2 separate regions of the Homo sapiens genome follow, and region 1 is linked to region 2. A link is a contact called in ENCODE Hi-C data. All regions are on one chromosome and are shown on one strand. The core of a region is the stretch at or near the end of the contact, and the rest is flanking DNA. Distances in the headings are between cores, read along the strand shown. Region 1 overlaps PAX2 (paired box 2). Region 2 holds the start of NKX2-3 (NK2 homeobox 3).

Region 1 (2,947 bases), core at 355-2,854, 1.3 Mb after region 2:
GAAGTTCCTATGTGCACAAACACCAAAACACTCTTGTCTTAAGGAGGGTTAGACTCACTCAGCCAGCAACTCACTCCCTCTGGCCGCCCTCTATGTGGCCTTTCCCTGAAGTTCAACTCTCATTGGTATGGGGAATGGGGAGGATAGAAGAGAGTGGTTGGCCCCATCCATCCAGGGACATTTAGGTATAACCCTGGGTAAGCAGAGCTTGGGGTAGGGGCAGCGGCAAAGAGGGAGATTGCTGCTGGGTCTTATGGACTAGGGGCTGAAGGGAGTTAGAGGTGTGGGTAAAGGGATTCCTGCCCAGATTTAGGGGAAGGAAAGTAGAAGCCTTGTTGGGAGGCAAGGAGATTTTAGGGAGAAACTCCCAGCAGTGAGCAGGTGGGGGCTGGAGGAGGTTTTAAAGAGGTGGGGTGAGGGAAGAGTGGGGAGGTGGGGGCAGGGAGTCTGCAGGGAGGTGGGGAAGAGGGGAGCCGCAGAGAGCTCGTGGTGTCGAGGGGGGAGTCGTTAAACAGAATCTAGTGCTGATGAGGAAATTACACTTGTTTCATTAGCGATGGGGAAGGAGATAGCTCAGTTCCTCTTGGTCACAGTTGAGCTCAGAAGCTCATTATCCTGCTGCACGCATGCTTTCCCTCCTCGTCAATAAACAGGCTTTCCAGTGGCTGCATCCCCCACCCCCACCCCAGCTCCCTCTCAGAGAGGGGCCCCTTCTCCTCTACTTAACCCGCGGTTAGGGATCACTGTAAACAGTCTGGGGTCATCACACAGGAGAAAGGGCGAGGGGGAAACCTGGAGGCCTGGCCTTTCTCCCGCAGAGGGAGGGAGGTAGCTTCCGACGACGGCTCCCAACCCACGGGCCCTCCGCTCACCGCTAGCGGACCAGCGGGCAGTCCACCTGCGCCGCCTCCATCCCCTGCCGCGTAGCCCACGCATCCAACCTCTTGAGGGAAAGGCGGGAGGGCGGTGTCTCCCAAAAGAGCTCCCACCTCTTGTGTTGGCACTGCACATTGATGCCATTCTTAGGACTTTCTGGGAGAAAAATGTCCCGAAGGCCTTTCTTCGCCACCGCCCCCCACTCCCATTTCCACCCATTAGGGGCCATGCCTCCTAGAACCGGAGTGGCATCTATAAAGGCCCTGGCCCCCAGCGCGACAGGGTGGACGCGCCCCAATACAAACCCTTCGTGGGTGGCCGCGAGCGCCTCCGCTGGGAAGCCCTGGGCGGGCACCGGCCCACAGGTCCCGCCCGTGGGTGTGCGAGCGCGTCGGTGCCTCCCGCCTCCCCGGGCTCTCTCCACGCGGACGCGGTGATCGCCCCACCTCCGCCCGGCCCGCCCGCCACGGCCATTACCCTGCCCGCGACACCTGCGCCTGAGACCCGGCGGGAGGAGCGGGCGGAGAAGCCACCGGCCGGACTCGTGGGGTCCGCCCTGGCTTGCAGGCGTCTGATCCCCACTCCCCGACCCTCCCGCAGGGAGCGAGTTCTCCGGCAACCCGTACAGCCACCCCCAGTACACGGCCTACAACGAGGCTTGGAGATTCAGCAACCCCGCCTTACTAAGTGAGTACGCCACCTGGCTGGCCGGCGGCTCAGCGCGGCCGCGCGGCTTCTGGGCACGGTCCCACTCCCGGCGACCCGACCTCTGGGGACCCGGCCGGGCCAGGGGGACAGGCTTGTTAGTGCAGCACTGAGGCCCGGGGACCCCTCGAGGACGCCCGCACCTCCTGCCCTCCCGTGCCCTCCCTGGTCGCTCGAAGGCTCTGCGCCGCCCTCGCCCTCGGATCCCCTGGAGGGTGCGCAGCCGGGCGTCACCAGATCGGGTCCCTCTCATGCCCCGTGAACGCAACTATTCTCCGGGGCAACTGGCTCCACTGCCCAGCCAAGGTCTCCCAGTCCGGATCCCGCTGGACCCCAGCCAGGGGAGGTCTTTTCTGTGCTTTTCTTTCCTTTTTTGTTCTCCTGTTTGTCCTCTCACCCAGCCCATTCTTCTCCTGTGTTAACTTCCAGGTTCCCCTTATTATTATAGTGCCGCCCCCCGGGGCTCCGCCCCTGCCGCTGCTGCCGCTGCCTATGACCGCCACTAGTTACCGCGGGGACCACATCAAGCTTCAGGCCGACAGCTTCGGCCTCCACATCGTCCCCGTCTGACCCCACCCCGGAGGGAGGGAGGACCGACGCGACGCGATGCCTCCCGGCCACCGCCCCAGCCTCACCCCATCCCACGACCCCCGCAACCCTTCACATCACCCCCCTCGAAGGTCGGACAGGACGGGTGGAGCCGTGGGCGGGACCCTCAGGCCCGGGCCCGCCGCCCCCAGCCCCGCCTGCCGCCCCTCCCCGCCTGCCTGGACTGCGCGGCGCCGTGAGGGGGATTCGGCCCAGCTCGTCCCGGCCTCCACCAAGCCAGCCCCGAAGCCCGCCAGCCACCCTGCCGGACTCGGGCGCGACCTGCTGGCGCGCGCCGGATGTTTCTGTGACACACAATCAGCGCGGACCGCAGCGCGGCCCAGCCCCGGGCACCCGCCTCGGACGCTCGGGCGCCAGGAGGCTTCGCTGGAGGGGCTGGGCCAAGGAGATTAAGAAGAAAACGACTTTCTGCAGGAGGAAGAGCCCGCTGCCGAATCCCTGGGAAAAATTCTTTTCCCCCAGTGCCAGCCGGACTGCCCTCGCCTTCCGGGTGTGCCCTGTCCCAGAAGATGGAATGGGGGTGTGGGGGTCCGGCTCTAGGAACGGGCTTTGGGGGCGTCAGGTCTTTCCAAGGTTGGGACCCAAGGATCGGGGGGCCCAGCAGCCCGCACCGATCGAGCCGGACTCTCGGCTCTTCACTGCTCCTCCTGGCCTGCCTAGTTCCCCAGGGCCCGGCACCTCCTGCTGCGAGACCCGGCTCTCAGCCCTGCCTTGCCCCTACCTCAGCGTCTCTTCCACCTGCTGGCCTCCCAGTTTC
Region 2 (2,969 bases), core at 106-2,605:
TCTGTGGCCCTCAAAGCAGCGCCCGCTGCTCCTCACTGGGCTAGGCCTGGTAGCGAGCAAATGCCTATTGTGGGAGAAGATGGTCCCAGAGTTTCCAGCTCAGAGTTTCCAGAATCTGTGGGGGACTGTATAGACTCCCCCAGAAAACAACCAGGGCCTCATGAAGGTGCCAGAAGGCGTGTAGGTAGAGAAATTTTAAAAGCCTGTCGGAGAGGCAAGGCCTACATTCAGGCTCCTGATTTCAATAGGTGGAAAAGAAGGCTGCCAAGGCTGGGTCACCTCCCTTGTGAGGACAGATCCTGCTCTCAGTATGTGCCACACTCCAGCCACGCACCACCAATGCAGTCAACAAACACTGCTTGACCTCCCATACAGAAAAGCAGTCGTTGACACGTACTGAGCGCTTAACACGCGTGAGGCCGTGCACTAAGATTCTGGCATGTTTTGCCTCATTCAACCCTAGCAACAACCAAAAAAGGTATTACTGCCTTCGTTTTATAGACGAGAAAACAGACTTAGAAACGCCGAAGATCACACACTGACTAGGCCAAGCAAGAGCTGTCGAATACCAAAGTTTAGTCATAACTCTATCTTCCTTTCACATACTGCTCTGTGCGGCTGCTGCCAGGGATACAAGGGCAAAAGCAACCCCGGGACACTGCCCTCATGGAGCTTACAGTCTAACTGGGGCGACCAGGCAGGCACATACAGCTATAGAATTAAGTGGGAAGTGATAAGTGACATGCATGTCCTTTGCTAACACAAGCTGCAGGTTCAGAGCCTGAAAGAGGGGACTTCCGGCTAGACGATCTAGGAGCTCTTCCTTGGAGAACAGTTTCCACTCGTGGAGGCTAAGTGTCAGAAACATGTTCCAAGTGGAGAGAAAGCTTGAGCAAAGGCAACAAGTTGAAAAAGGACATGTCGCCCACCCATAGATAGATAAAACACTGCATCTCCTCGTGGATCCAGCGCCCAGTATTTACCCGCCAGGAAGTTTTCCTGCCCCGCGCAGCAGCTGAAAAAAACACACTCCTGGGGCATCCTTCCCTGGCGTTGGTTCGTGGACAGCAAGCCTCCCAGAACTGGCCTAGGTCGGGAAGGTGCAGCCACGCGGGAATCAATGGTTCAGGAACCGGATCTGTGCAGCCTCGCCCGCAGCGTCTCGGACTTCAGGACTCTATACTAGTCCTTGTCTATTTCTGGTAGAGCCGCAACATCCCACTCGCAGAGAGCAGGGGGCGTGGCCCACATGAGCCAGAACCTATAGGGAGGGAGGTTGGGGCGCCAGCCCCGCCCCCCCAACGTGACGCAAATCTCCCGGACAGAGGCTTAGGAGCCCGGGCCCCAGTCCCTGCAGTGGCTGTAACAAAACCCAGACCCCCAGGTCCCGGCCAATGGAGGCGATTTAGACTGGAGTGGGACCGCGTCTGTCAAAAGCCCGACTCGGCAGCAGCGGCGGAGTCCAGGAGGAGAGCTGGAGCCGCCGCGCTGCCTCCCCGCCCCCGCCGGGATTTATTATTTGGACTGGACAATTAAGTGGCCCTGATGATGTTACCAAGCCCGGTCACCTCCACCCCTTTCTCAGTCAAAGACATTTTGAATCTGGAGCAGCAGCACCAGCACTTCCATGGTGCGCACTTGCAGGCGGACTTGGAGCACCACTTCCACTCTGCGCCCTGCATGCTGGCCGCCGCTGAGGGGACGCAATTTTCTGACGGAGGGGAGGAGGACGAGGAAGACGAGGGCGAGAAATTGTCCTATTTGAACTCACTAGCCGCAGCAGACGGCCACGGGGATTCAGGGCTGTGTCCCCAGGGCTATGTCCACACGGTCCTGCGAGACTCGTGCAGCGAGCCCAAGGAACATGAAGAGGAGCCCGAGGTCGTGAGGGACCGGAGCCAAAGTGAGTAGAGGGGGAAAGAAAACGCACCCGCACACCTGGAGCAATGGCAGAGCGCACACAAACAGCCCACAGACCTTGCCAGCGCAGCTGCCCATCCCTTTACCCTTTGGCTGGGGCCATGCCTCCGCCCTGGTCACCGACAGCTCCACAAAGCGCAGGTACCTGCAAGGGAGCCGGGGTGGAGAGACAAGGACGAGGTGACCCTGACAACTACTCCCCCCAAAAGGGGGAAATGAGGGAAGGGAAGGTGGTTACTGCTGCCCTGATGCTGAGAGGCGACGTGGGCTCAGCGCCTGGGTCCTCATAACTGGCAGTATTTTTGCTCTTCCCCCCGCCCCAAAAGGCTCTTCCCCCAAAAAGGGCAGGAGCCTGGACCTTTTTCGTTTTCCCTCTAGGGTGAGATGAGTTCTCTTAGCCCAGGGCAGCCACCCCTTCTTCTCCGAAAAGACAGCCCAAGCAGCCTGTGTCTCTCGCACCCGCAGGGGCAGGAACTTTGGTGGAGGCCAGCTGGGCGGTTTCCTCCCTTCTCTGCTTGGAGCTCAGCGTCCTTGAACCCGTGGCACTCGGTAGAGAGAGAGGAGATGATCGGAAAGTGCGTGGGAACAATGTCTATTCCGCGCGACCATAGCTCTCACATCCCTAAGGCGCCAGCCTTTTTTGAAAATCCGTAACGTTTTGCTTTGTGTCCCAGGCTGCGGGCCTAATAGAAAACGCGCCGAACTTGAGTCCGAGATCTTGGCTGCTCACATCGGATGGGAAGTGAATTGATAGGGAGATGGGATAATCAAATAAAGTCCCCAAGGAAGTGTATTTAAGAGGACAGAATCACAGTCTTTCCCCAAGAGGCGGTTTGATGTGGCAGAGGCCAAGGCCTATGCTCTCATAGTTCCCAGAGCCGAAAATCGGCATGAAACTGTCTATAACTAGTCAATCAAACTTCATTTTCAAAGTGCACACAGATGTCGTCATAACATTCGCTTGTAGTCTTTTATAAGCCACACACACACACAAGTCCCTGAGCCATGCACAAGCGTTACACTCAGAACAGATTTTCGCGCAACCCATG

The links. A loop is a pair of places that touch in the nucleus more often than their neighbours do. Pooled maps may share reads with other maps.
Region 1: a loop to region 2 is called in a map with no recorded cell type, with 10 times the contacts of the local background. The contact joins the enhancer-like site here to the promoter of NKX2-3 in region 2. A Hi-C loop is called at or near these places in 3 of 37 single-sample maps with no recorded cell type and 5 of 50 pooled maps.

The regions. Positions count from the first base shown.
Region 1 is chr10:100,825,533-100,828,479 of GRCh38, forward strand. PAX2 (paired box 2) reads left to right here. Exons shown (of 10, transcript NM_000278.5): 9 at 1,477-1,563; 10 at 2,011-2,947. The coding sequence ends at 2,087. Among named protein-coding and RNA genes, the nearest start is that of PAX2, 81 kb to the left of the region's middle. Within about 2 kb of position 1,605, at least 3 of the 41 ENCODE cell types and tissues checked have a DNase peak (open chromatin) inside an H3K27ac peak, as active enhancers do.
Region 2 is chr10:99,531,587-99,534,555 of GRCh38, forward strand. NKX2-3 (NK2 homeobox 3) reads left to right here and starts at 1,356. Exons shown (of 2, transcript NM_145285.3): 1 at 1,356-1,903. The coding sequence starts at 1,546. RefSeq lists an enhancer at 686-1,577.